Regions from separate parts of the Homo sapiens genome. Here region 1 is linked to region 2. The links are chromatin contacts, found by Hi-C or POLR2A ChIA-PET in ENCODE. All regions are on one chromosome and are shown on one strand. The core of a region is the stretch at or near the end of the contact, and the rest is flanking DNA. Distances in the headings are between cores, read along the strand shown. Region 1 overlaps NINJ1 (ninjurin 1). Region 2 holds the start of MIRLET7A1HG (miRlet-7a-1/let-7f-1/let-7d cluster host gene).

Region 1 (6,599 bases), core at 2,614-5,113, 1.0 Mb after region 2:
GTGAGCTAAGATCGTACTACTGCACTCCAGCCTGAGCGACAGAGTGAGACTCTGTCTCAAAAAACACCCAAAACCCAAAGATTTCCGGCTTCTCTTGATAAGTCAGGGGCTCTGCACCCCTTATCAGCTCCACTTAGCAGGTGAAGCTTCCTCCCAGCCCTCGTCTGAGAAAAAGGGACCTTGGTATGACCGCCTGCCTGACATGCCCACCTCACTGTGCCACTCTGACCAGGACGGTGGGATTCAGGATCTTGTCACGTGGAGCCCTTGTGACTCTTCAAGTCTGCCCCTTGCCGGGCCTCGCAGAATCTGTTAGCTGCCTGCCTTAGGCTGGACCCTGGCTGTGTGCAGGATGCAGACTGAGGCTGTCTCTACAGGACGAGGCACCCAGTGTAGGAAGACTTCTCACACCACATACAGCCTCTCCCTGTGTCCTTGCTCAGAGAGGGTGAGCGTCTGCCCAGTGACACAGCCTGGGAGCAGGATCCACAGGAAGGCCTGGGATGCAGCCATGGCCAGGGCCACATGGTGCACACACTACAGTCCATGCAGCCAGGCCAGGGCCACACACCACAGTCCCCGCGACCTTAGGCCTAGGGGTCACCCCTCCGGTTTGTAGCAGAGGTGGAGGTGAGTTGCTAAGGGAGGGGTGGGCACTCCTGGCAGGTGGCCATCTCTCCACCAGTGGTGGCCCATGGCAGAGTAGACAGGAGCAGTGCTCTTGGGGCAGAGCGCCTGTGTGTCAAGGATATATAAAAATTTCCCCAGGCCAGGCACGGTGGCTCACACCTGTAATCCCAGCACTTTGGGTGGCTGAGGCAAGCGGATCACCTGAGGTCGGGAGCTTGAGACCAGCCTGACCAACATGGAGATACCGTGTCTCTGCTAAAAATACAAAATTAGCCAGGCGTGATGGCGCATGCCTGTAATCCCAGCTACTCAGGAGGGTGAGGCAGGAGAATCGCTTGAACCTGGAAGGTGGAGATTGCAGTGAACTGAGATCACGCCATTGCACTCCAGCCTGGGCAACAGTATGAGACTCCATCTCGGGAAAAAAAAAAAATTCCCCAAGAGGGCATAGTGAGGATGAGGTGGGGCGCTGGGGCCAGCAGCTGGGTTGGGAGCACCCTGCATCCACCTGGCCTCACCCCTCCCCACACGGGGGCCAACGAGTGACCGCTGCTCGTAGTGGCCCATGGCCTCTCAAGCTCCCCTACCACACCCAAGGCCATTCCCCCAGTGGGATCACGCCAGCCCCCAATGTCCCGGCCGTGGAGCCTGAAGTCACCCTCCTGAAAGGACCTGGATCTGGGCGGCCCCATGTGGGGTCCGAGTCACTGTCCAGATGCTGCCTCCAGTTTGTAGTTAAGTTGTCCTCTTCCAGAACACCTAGATGTCAGCTGCTCCCTGGCTTGGGCATGTGGCCAGGCCATTTATTAATCACCTGCTGTGTGTGCTGAATGCAGTCCCTAACTCTCCCAAGCATGAGTTATCTGCCTGCCGGGAAGAGGGTGCTGCGTCTGTGGGCCACGTGGGGACCCAGCAGTGGACCTTAAAGCTGTCCTCAGAGGCTCGGAGGCCAAAGCTGCTGTGTGTCCTGCGTGGAGCAGTCAGAGAGGTCTCAGGCTTCGTGGGTGGCTATGGTCACAGCTGCCCAACCCGAGCCCCCCATGCTGGGCCAGGCCTCTAAGTCCTGGCAGTAACCCAGCCATGCTATATTCATTCCATTTTCAGAGGGGAAACTGAGGCATGGAGTACTTTGACACCTCTCATGTCAGAATCAGGCTCTTCTCCTTCCTGAGTCCGGGTGTGCAAATGGCCCTGACACTCGGGGCTTGTCACAGCCTGGCTCAGAGCCTCTCCTCTCCCTCCTTCCAGGCTCAGAGCCTCTCCTCTCCCTCCTTCCAGGCTCAGAGCCTCTCCTCTCCCCCCTTCCCAGGCTCAGACCCTCTCCTCTTCCTCCTTCCAGGCTCAGACCCTCTCCTCTCCCTCCTTCCAGGCTCAGACCCTCTCCTCTCCCTCCTTCCAGGCTCAGACCCTCTCCTCTCCCTCCTTCCAGGCTCAGAGCCTCTCCTCTCCCTCCTTCCAGGCTCAGAGCCTCTCCTCTGTCTCCTTTCCAGGACCCTGGATGTTGCCTGCCCTGCAACTCAGCTGCCCGACCCCAGGAGTCGCCATACCTGTGAGGTGTCCACCTCCCTGCACATGGCACTACCCAGACTGCCAGAGCCCAGGCTGGCCTCATCTGCACCATGTCCCCGGACCAGCCCTTGCTCTGACTGCGGCCAAGCACCACGCAGGAGGCCACTCTTGTCTCTCAGCAGCTGTTCCCAGGAGGCAGCTCCCTCCTGGCACATGGGGGCTGGCCACAATAGCCCAGAGGGTCAGAACTGGACAGCTGCAGAGACCTGTGCCCAGAGAAGGGTCTCGACCCACTCAAGGACACACAGCAGGTCCGTGGATGGGCTGGATGAGTGACCAGGGCCAGCCTCTGTCTCAGGACATTCCAGAAGGACAAGGAGATGTCTCTCCCTCTCCCAAAGCACCAGCGTCCCTGCCTCCCGTGGGCCCTGTCCGGGTTGCCCTGGTGACCCCAGCCTCTGTCCACTTCCTAACCCAGGGACCCTGCACAGCCAGAACTGCCTTTGGCCCTACGGATGGCCACTGGCTCTGGTCTTAAGTGCCTGGGCTTGGTGGCCATCAAGAGGGAGCCAGTCAGGCCTGTGAGGGCCGTAGACCTTGTATATACCCTGCACCAGCAGTGACCGGGCAGAGCCCAACCCCCTCCACGGGGGTCCCAGCACCCACTTTTCTAATCATGAATGAACAATAAAGCCCACGCTCTTTGTCAGGCTCCACATGCCATCTCCCTGTTCCCGGGGCTGGACCGGCCTTGGCTTCCCTGTCCCCTTTCCAGCTGCCCTGCAGGGGCGTCAGAAGCACACGGTTCTGGCCAGGGCCGCCTTCTCCAGAATCTTGGCTTGGGGAGCTCTTTGGCTCCTGACATCTCCTGGGGTGAGGTTTGGAGGCACAGAGGTGGAAGTCTGAGGTCACTGGCATCAGCAGCCCCTAGTGACCTCTGACCCAGGCAGGGTCAGGTGGGGAGCGGCGTCGTTTTCCCCCTCACATGTTTCCAGCACTGTTTTCCTGCCCCCGCCTGTGGACAGGCCTTGAGGTGCTGCCCCTGAGTCTCTCCTCTACCAAGTTTGAAGTTGCTGCTTCCCCGCAGTGGTGTCCAGTGATGCCTGTGGTCAGCGGGGACATTCTCTGGGCACAGGGGAGCTGGGAGCCATGCCGGGACCAGGCCCTGGACTCTCAGGGCCCACCTGCCCCACAGGACCCCTCACCCAGTGGAAACCTGGCTCCCGGGCCGCCAGTGTCTGGCGTTTCACTCTCTTCTCCTTGGTCCCCCATCCTTCCCCAACCCCCCACTACCCATTCTGTTCTCCCCACCGCCCCTCCCAGCCCCAGCCCCTCATCTCCCTGGATGTGGAGCATCTGGTGGCCTGAGGTGGGAGTGGGGTCAGCCTGCCCCGTCCTCCATCCCGCACTGCCTCTGTGTCCCCGCTGTGGGTCCCCCGACCTGGCCCCTCCAGCTGAGGTACCTGTGCATCTCCTGCCAGCCTCTGCCCTTTCCTCCTCCAAGCAGCCTTCCAGGGGCACAGGGGAGGGGGCAAGGCCTCCAGCACTACTGAGGCCCCCACTTACTTCCTCATCACTTTTCTTCTGTCCCCACCTGGGCTGAGCCCCGTGACTTGGGGTGGCTCCAGCTCCCGTTCCTCGGATGGATGAGTGGCCCCCACCTGCAGTCCTGTGTCTGGGCTGACATCAGGTCTGCATAGCCCCATTGCTGAAGTGACAGAAAGCAGAAGCACTCCTGAGTGAGGGGGTCTAACTGGGCTCTGCTCTAAAGCACTCCCGGGGGAAAACAACAGCAACTACTGAGTAGGTGGACCGCGTGGATGCCGAGAAGCTGAGCTCGTGGCACTGCTCTCTCCACTTTTGTGTTTGTCCCATAGAGGGTTTGAAAAGTAGTTGATATGGGAATGAGTTCTGAGATGTGCTGAGTTGAAAAGGAAGCTGCGAAGGTATACGGTGGGTGCGAAATGTGCTCCTGACAGGAGGCAATGTAGCATTGGCCGCAGGTTGCGTGGCCAGCGCTGACTCAGATGCATGCCGCCCAGCGCTTGGTCCCTGATTTGGCCATGGCCTGCAGTGTGGGCTGGCTGGCAGCCAGGCAGGAGGGAGGGCCCCCTGTGTGCCTGGCCTCACACACCAGCAGCCGGATGTTGGCCAACACATGTCTTAGCTCCTCCTTTGGCCAGGAGAGGAAGTTCACTGGGACCGAGTCGGAGGGGTGAACCCAGATGACTGTGCTGGGCCCTGGGCCATCCCCAGTTGGATGTGTGTGCCCTGACCCCCTGCAGTCCCAATGCCCAGGTGGCCTCCCCTACTCAGACGCCCATGCTGGCCGCCCCCAACCTCCCTGCCCACCAACTCCCAGGCTTATTCACCAACCACTCCACCAGCTCTGACCCTGACTTCTGGGGTTCCCATCTCAGTCCTCAGCCTGTGCTGCTGCCCCCTGAAGAGCATCCTTCCAGGCCCCCGTCGGCTGGCCGGGGCTTAGCTCTAAGGTTACTCCAGAGGCCGTCCTGACCAGTCTGATGCCGCCCCTCCCTGATCACTGTCTTGGCCCCATTACAATTTATGCTCTGGTGCCTTGGGATGGAGTCACTGTCCATGTTGCCAGAGACAGTGCGGCCAGGTGGACTCTCCCCTGGAGCTGGAGTCTGAGTCCAGCCCAAGTCCAGGGCAGGCACTCCGAGAATGAGTGTTCTGCCTGCTGGGTCTCCTGAGGGCCAAGGGGCTCTGCTGGAGCTGGGGGCATGGCTTGGCACCCGCATCCCTGTCTGTGCTTCTCCTACTTAAGGATCCTTTGTCTGACCTGGCTCTCCTACCAGATGCCATCACCTATCTGCAGCCTGTGTCCTCAGCACTGTCCAGCATATAGTAGGTGCTCAGTAAATGTCTGGGGCAGAACCCACTCACTTGCCTGTATGTGCTAGGCCCTGTGCATGTGTCACAGCAGCCAAGGGACAGACAAAAAACAGGCCCAGGAGCTGCTCAGAGCCAAGCTACCTTCTGGGAAGGTTTGACAGCGCCTATGGGGTCCTGGGACCTGATGTATCCACTCCAGCCAGTCCTGCCCGTGGATTCAGCTCTGTTCTCACGGGGGACCTGGAAAGTGAACAAGATGCACCCACGAAGTTGGGTGGTGGGGGGGGACATGGAGGGACACACAGGGAGCTCAGGAGGAATGGGCAGGGAGGTCAGTAGGTGACCTGGGATGATGGCGAGGGGCCATGCAGAAGTCTGGGAAGAAGGTTTGAGGGCAAGGAAGCCTTTGCACAAGTCCTGTGAGCTGGGCTGGTGTTGGGGAAGCAGTGAGGTGCGGGGGCAGGTAGGGGCAGTCGCATAGAGCTGGAGATGACCAACTGGGCAGAGTGTGATGGGAGGGTTTCCTAACCTCTTTCCTATAACAGAGAGATTATTAGATAGATTGATAGATGGTAGATACGTGGGTGGATGGATGGATGGATGAACAGACGGACGGACGGATGATGGATGGATGGTCAGATAGATTAGATGATTAGATAGATTAGATAGATAATAGATGATAGATGCTGGATGGTCAGATGGATGATTAGATAGAGATGATTGATAGAAGCTGTTGTATTTGATGGAAAAGAGTAAAAGATGAAAAGATTGACTGATAGATGAGAAATAGATGACATATGGATAGCTTGATAGATGACGGATAGAAGATAGATGTGAAGGCAGGCATAGATCTCAGTGGGTTGTTCCAAGGTGAAGAGGTACCGCTGTGCCAGCCCGAAGCCCAGTCTCGGCCCCTCACTCCCTTACAGGGATCCCTTGCTCAGGTCTCTTCATGGCTTAGGTGCCCTGTGCGTGTCCTTGACACTGCTTATTCCTGCCCACCTAAAAGCACTGGAAGTGTCTTCTAAGTCTTGTTGGATCTACAGGCTCCCTCTCCCAGGGCAGTGCTTTCTATCTGGTTCATCCTTGAAGGACCTGGCCCATTCATTCCCATGTGCAGAGTAAGGATGAGGGCAGCTCATGTCAGATGAGTGGGGAGGCAACTGGACCTCCATTCAAGGTGCTGGGCCCAGGCCTGGTACGGCCAGGCAGGGAGGAGCACCTGATTCTGGGTGTATTGGCCATTTGTGACAGAACCCACGCCACACCCTACGCCCAGCCCTCCCCTCCATTTCCTAGGGCCTCCTCTTCCACCTGTGTTCAATCAGAGTGGAGTGCCTGTTTCTTCACTGCATTATTCTTTTTTTTTTTTTTTTTTTGGCACTGCATTATTCTTAACAATCATAGGACTGGGCCCAGCATGGTGGCTCACGCCTGTAATCCTAGCACTTTGGGATGCCTAGACAGGTGGATCACCTGAGCTCAGGAGTTCATGACCAGCCTGGACAACATGGCAAAACCCTGTCTCTACTAAAACTACAAAAAAATTAGCTGGGCACGGTGGCACATGCCTGTAATCCCAGCTACTCAGGAGGCTGAGG
Region 2 (6,526 bases), core at 3,549-6,048:
TATACTTGTGATAGTTAAAAATATTATCAATTTAAAGCATGCTACAAAGCAGGCAAATCTATTAGTTATAGACTTGTCTATATCTACATTTACATCAAGTAAGTTTTCATAACTTATTAACATTCACATTCCTAATTTCATTTTTGTAATGAATTTGTTTCAAATTGACATAAAAATTGTTATTTTTATGGTGTACATAAAATAGGTTTATATTATAGCTAAATCAAGTTAATTAACATATGTACTATCCCCACAGACTTATTTTCTTATGGTGAAAACACTTAGGAACACACTCCTAACTTCAAAATATTTTTTAAAATAGCCTCTAATTTCCTAAAACACTCTAAACTTTAGTTGAAATGCAAGCATACTCTACCTTTTAAGCACTTAATATCTAGTAAGTTTAAATTTTCTGAGCTAAGACATTTCCCTACACTTTTACATTAATTTAAATACTCCTAAAACAAAGTAGCTCAAAAAGTTCACAAGTAAACTATTTCCTCCAGTCTCATTTTTGTTTCATACGCTGTAATCAAACACAGATCAAAATTACAACACTGGCTACTTTAACAGATTTCTTTCAATCTCAAATAGTTGAATTATCAACAAAATTATCCGACAATGATGCAGGCTGAGTATTACATTAATAAGCAAACTCTCCAATAGTATTTTGCTCCCTTCGATAGAGCATGTGCAACACATGAGATAATAAATTCTTTACATTTATAAATAAGTTTCTCTAAAGCAATTTAACCTAATTCTAATTTAAGATCTTATTTCCTACTCTATCAAACATCACATTAAGTCTGAAATAGCTAAGTACTAGGTCAGGTTTCCCAAAAGGACTATTGCTTATTTCCTTTCACTTAGACACATAGCAGACACTTAAGATAGTCTTGAAGAATATCCAACTTGGCTGGCTTGTTCTGCTTACTGACCATTATACATATACCATTATTTCTCAACCCTTTAAACATCTTCTGCCTTCCTATCCTCCATTATACTGTTATGTTCCTGGGTTGAAAAAACCACTATGTAGTCTACACATCCACAAGCCAAGAAAAAAAGTAGGGTGTAATTATTTAATCTAGATTCCACAGTTTACTATAATTAACTGTATCCTTAGTAGGCAATTCACAGTCTATACTGCACAACAGTGAAATCATTAAGAAATGAATTCTAAGCATTCGAGAATTATATATTTGGCTAATAAAAATATGGGGTGGGTTTCTCAGGTGACCAGAAAAGTACTGTAACTTCCTGTTAATGAAAAATTCACACAAAGTAGAAAAGTATCCTCAGGGGATTGCCTCCAGGATACCTCCTTCTCCCAGAGGAAAATCCTCAGATGCTCAAGTCCCTTATAAAATGTGGTGTCATATTTGCATGTAACCTACACACATCCTCCTACATAGATTACTTACAATACCTAATACAATGTAAAAGTTATGTAAATAGTCGTTATACTGTATTATTTTTGATCATATTATTTTTGTTGTACATACTTTTTTTCCCCCAAATATTTTCCATTTGAGGTTAGTTGAATTCAAGGATGCAAAAATCCTTGGACAGGAAGGCCAACTGTGCTTAACAGAAGAGCAAAATGCTCCCAACTTGTATTCATTACGTTATGGTAGAACAAATGATCCAAAATGTCTTATTCTTAGAGAAGCAAGAGACTTAAAGGTATAGCTGTCGGCTGCCTCAAAACACTTAAACCTTGTATTTAGAAAGGGCCTAAGAAATCACCTGATTCGGCCAGGAACCCGGTGGCTCACACCTGTAATCTTAGCACTTTGGGAGGCTGAGGAAGAAGGATCACTTGAGCTCAGGAGTTGGAGACCAGCCTGGGCAACATAGTGAGACGTTGTTTCTATTATTTAAAAAAAAAAAAAAAAAAAAATCACCTAATGCAATTTCTTCACAATTGAGATGAAGCTGTGGAGAGACAGAACATTTTTGGCTGTTTATCTGAAACTACAACTATTCAGCTAGAGAAATCTAATTTTAAAAAAAAATCTAATTTTTTTAAAAACAGTGCACTAGAACTGCACTGTTCATTTGGTAGCTGTTAGTCACATGTTGCTACTGAGCACCTGAAATGTGATTAGCCCCAAGTGTATGTGTTGCAAGTGTAAAACAGTCTGGATTTCAAAGACTTAATACCAAAAATAGTGTAATGGCTCTCATATTTTGTCTATTTAATGAAGTCCATTCTTAAGTGATTATACAACGCTTAGAACACCTACACAGGCAAAAAGCATATGATGATCAGTCCTGAGGTCACATTAAGCAATGCTGACAACTCATTACTGGGGATTCGGATTCTTCTAGTCTCATCTAGACATGGATAAATAATTGGCAATAAATATTATGGGATGGAAAAGACCTCTTATGGTCTAAAGAAAAGCTTCACAGGCTATTAAAAATACTATGATTAAAACGCATACTGGTCCTGGATGGCAAATTTACTTCCCAACTTGTGAAACTAAAGTAGGTGGCTCATGTTCCACCAAATATAAACAGCCCATTTAATACTCGTTAAAAAATATTAAACTATAATACTTTACACAATGCTATAAACGAGAAAAACACCCTACAGAAGTTGTTTTTCAACTTTTGACACTCAGCTTCACAGGATTATTTTACAGGAATACACATGTGTCGAGCTGAATCAACACGCTATTTTGTATTCAATGGAATATTTTCTACTTTTTAAAAAATTCGGATCACCACCCACTAAAGTGACTTCATGACCCTATAACTCAGGACCTACAGTTTGAAACACTAGTTTGGCGCTCTTAACACTCGGTAATTCCCATATGAGTAGTTATTATACTATCTTAGCTATTAAAAGTACACAATGTCTTGTGTGCTGCTCTCTAAACCAAGATATGTCTAGTTAATGATAACAGGAATAAAATGACCTTAAGATATAAACGTTTGAGACTAACTTGTTTAATACTTATTTCTTCACTGTGTAAAACTGAACGCAGTTACACATTTTCGTTTTAGAAATGGTTTTGTTTCACTCCACTTTTCACACTTGCAAGATTCTTAAGTGTCTCAAGTTCAACAGAGCTTCAATTTAAGTGAGGGGAACCCACAGCCTGTCTACACATAAAAATACTCTCTTGCTGTCACTGCAATGTAACTATTCAAAAAAGTTAACTTTTCCCCTCACACTGTAATTGCACCTAAGTGATAAATTTTAAAATGCTATATAATACCACTGAATTTACAGGACGTCAAGAAATTTGTCTATTCTCAAAGTTGAAGTTTCAAAGTAAACTTTTAACAAATATGTATAATGAATCAAACATTCTCACAAAACCCAAAGTAACTTCCAAGTTTTTACTTCCCTAACTACACATACTTCCCGAATATACAGTAAATAAAACCAGACCCCGCCAAACACCAAAAGAATTCTGGATATAAACAATTATTTCCTAAACTACACATAAATTTGGAATTTGACATTCAATGTTCTTATACTTCAGGCCAACAGAAATAAATGCAAAGGAATGCCACATGATGCTTTAACTTTAGGAACTGTATGCCAAGAAAGCAGTATTATCAATGAAGTTAAAAAGCAAAACTCAACCAGTCTCCTGATTTACCTCAAAATTTTAACATTCACTGTCTTCCCTGCCTTTTTCCTGTCTGCCCGCCCTCTCGTTAGTCAATTTTTTAAAAACCGGTAAGTTGAAGAATACATACCATTACCTCTGACACAGAATCTACTGTAAAAAGTTGAAAGACCGAAGGGCATTACTGGCCAAGGACATACAGGTTACCACATTCCTCACACTAGAGCCCGCCCGGGAAGTTTATTAGCAAGCCTTCTGAGAGGCACTCGGTTCCAAGAGTTTGCAGCGTCGACTCAAAAGGCCAGCGCTGTTTCCGGTGACACCGAGTCGCAAATCTCCAAGCCCCGTCCCCCGGGATACGATTTCCTCCCGCTCCCGCGTTCCCCTCCCCCTCGCCAAGGACGGCTGCCGCAGCGGACCTCCAGCCGCAGCAGCTGCTTCAGGAAGGGAGGCTGCACTTGGCCGCGGGGAGCAGGGGCATGCAGCCAGCCACGACTCTCCCGCCCTCCCCGCCCGCGCCTTCCCGCCCTGTCCCCCCGCCCCTCGCACTTCCTACCTTCCCTCCTTCATCCCAACCCCCAAGGCCAAGGTCTCCCCGGCCCACAAACTTGATAGCGGAAGTGACGTCAGAGGCACCTGGCGGCGCCTACAACCAGTCACGCCACAGTCAGAGGCGGCGCCGGCCAACAGGCGCCGGCCGGAAGGCGGGCCTTCCGCCCGCCCCAAGTTTGATTGAAGCGGGGGGAAGGGCGGGGTAAGGAATGTGAAGAATGACCCCCCCTCCCCCGCCCTGTCGGTGAGGAGCTGGGCGGGAAGCGGAGGGGGTTGGAGCCGGCCCCGCGGCGGCCACGCGGCACCCCTCCCCCGTGCCCCGAGCGCCCGCGACTTCCGCTAGCAGCCCGCCGGCCCCCCGGGGCCACCCGCCCGCTGGAGGGGGCAGGCCGCCCCACCAGTCCCAGCCCGCGTTAGCCGGACAGGCGCGGGCCGGCGCACGGCTCTCCCATTCTGCCCACCCGCTGCCGCGAGTCTCCGCGAAATAAAATGGCGACGGACCCGCGCTCGCTGCCGCGTCCGCCATACCCACCTCGCGCTCGCGGAGAGGGCCGTCGCGGCCGTGGGAATGCCCCGGCCCTCGCGCCCGTCGCTGCCGGGAGAGCACCGCGCCAGGACCCGGATGGAGGCGCGGGCGGGCGCCGCCGCGGCGGCCTGAGGGAAAGCAGCGCGGTCGCCGGGAGGCCGATGCAGGGGCGGGCGCCGCGGAAAGCGCGCAAGCCCATTGGTGAAGCCGTCTGATTGAAGTGCGCGTCGCTCTTTCGCCTTGGCCTAGCTGAGCTCGTCCGTCCCCTCACTGGAGGGCGGCGGCTGGGCCCGCCTCGCGCGGGGTGGCCACCGTGGGGGAGGCGGGTCTGGCCCGCCCACCAATACCATCTCCTTCTTTCCTAGTGGAGGGCTGAGAGAGTGGCGGGGGTGGTGTCCTCCAGGCCCTGCCCTTTGCGCGTGATGGGCTGGCTGTGTCACGTGGCCGCTGAACGCGCTGCCCGCGGGGCGGGGCGGCTGCTTTGCTCCCTCAGGCTCCTGGGGGCAATTTACACGTGCGCGACCCGGAAGGTCCGAACGCTGTCCAGCGTGCAGCCTCTGGCTCTTTTCCGTCAACTGACCCTGTTCCCTCCAGGAGGCCTTGGCCAGGCCTCCTGGAGTTCTGTGCCTCAGTTTGCTCATCTGTCAAATGGAGGAGTTGTGTCCGCCCAACCTTTTACTTTTATTCCTTGACGTTTTGGGGTCTGAGGGTTTTTTTGTTGTTTGTTTTTTCGAGACACGGTCTCTCGCTCTTTCTCCAGGGCTGGAGTGCAGTGGCGTGGGTCACGGCTCACTGTAGCCTCGACATCCGGACTCTAGAGATCCTCCCACCTCAGCCTCCCTGAGCTTTTTTTTGTTATCTTTTCCAACCCATGTTTTGAAGATTTTTGTCTTCAAATGTTTTTCAAAGCAATCCTTGATTTTGTTGTTTTAAAATTAATCCAAAGCCCAGTTCCTCCATCCCCATTACAACTTTCACATGCTAGGACTCTGAAATCACTAGTTAAGGTGTCGTTTGAGGTCTCTGCCAGTTTTAAGATTTTATGGCTGGGAACCGCAAGACCTGGGCTGTAGCTCTGCTTTTTGTAATTCATTGTGACTTTGTGCAACACTTTTAAAAAAGTGGGTCCTTGTCTGTAATAGAACTATGGGAAATAGTACTTGACATGCTGTACGTTTACATTTATGATCTTAGGTGGTGGTATCAGCTCCCCTTTTAGCACTCATATTAGTGTATGCAATAAGTGCCAAAGGAGTTTGTTTCGTTTTGTTTTTAATGGGGACTTTATTTTGTGAGCTAAAGTGAACAAGAAACTAGAGGGGGGGAAACTTGAGCTTAAGCCATGGGTAGGATTTGGGGAGGACTTCTTGAGGTTAGAAGATATATTGAGAAAGGAGAGAGCAGGCCCCAGAGCTAGATCGAGTACAGTTCAGGGGAAGAGTGTGGTTATGCTGCAGGGGATGTGGAACTCTTCAAGGGCAGAAACTGTTTTGTTCCTGTCTATGCCAAGTACCTAGCACAGCAGTAGGGTAGGATTAAATGATATCTAATAATGATGAAGTAGGCTGAGGTGGGAAGAAAGCATTAGCAAATAAACCAGGATATTGTTGGATATCAGAGTTAAGAGGTACTGTGAGCCTCAATTAGAGGTTGGTAGTAGAGGCTGGTGGGCCAGTGTGTTTTAGAAGAAATAAGAAGCCTTATAGCACTATGAGCCCTTCTGACATTTTCTTCATATGTTCATCGGAAACTTCTTGGTGAGTTTGCAAAAGTGCATATGACATACATTACCCTTTACCTTCCTATCTGTGCTTCATTTTTTACCCTTGAAGGTCAACTAAATGACGCTAAAGTAGAA

What was found. Hi-C counts contacts between places; a loop is a spot of excess contacts on that map. ChIA-PET counts read pairs that join two places held with the same protein, here RNA polymerase II (POLR2A). Pooled maps may share reads with other maps.
Region 1: a loop to region 2 is called in a map of CD14-positive monocyte, with 9 times the contacts of the local background. The contact joins the enhancer-like site here to the promoter of MIRLET7A1HG in region 2. A Hi-C loop is called at or near these places in 1 of 168 maps with a recorded cell type or tissue (CD14-positive monocyte) and 1 of 50 pooled maps. POLR2A ChIA-PET finds 5 or more read pairs at or near these places in 1 of 52 experiments (GM10248).

The regions. Positions count from the first base shown.
Region 1 is chr9:93,117,752-93,124,350 of GRCh38, reverse strand. It overlaps NINJ1 (ninjurin 1), which reads left to right. Exons shown (of 4, transcript NM_004148.4): 4 at 2,121-2,855. Among named protein-coding and RNA genes, the nearest start is that of NINJ1, 13 kb to the left of the region's middle. RefSeq lists enhancers at 3,336-4,151, 4,005-4,234, 4,152-4,968. Within about 2 kb of position 3,863, at least 31 of the 41 ENCODE cell types and tissues checked have a DNase peak (open chromatin) inside an H3K27ac peak, as active enhancers do; they include CD14-positive monocyte, where a contact is called at or near this core.
Region 2 is chr9:94,164,530-94,171,055 of GRCh38, reverse strand. MIRLET7A1HG (miRlet-7a-1/let-7f-1/let-7d cluster host gene) reads right to left here and starts at 4,798. Exons shown (of 5, transcript NR_170278.1): 1 at 4,675-4,798. RefSeq lists silencers at 4,074-4,143, 4,374-5,173 and an enhancer at 4,869-5,433.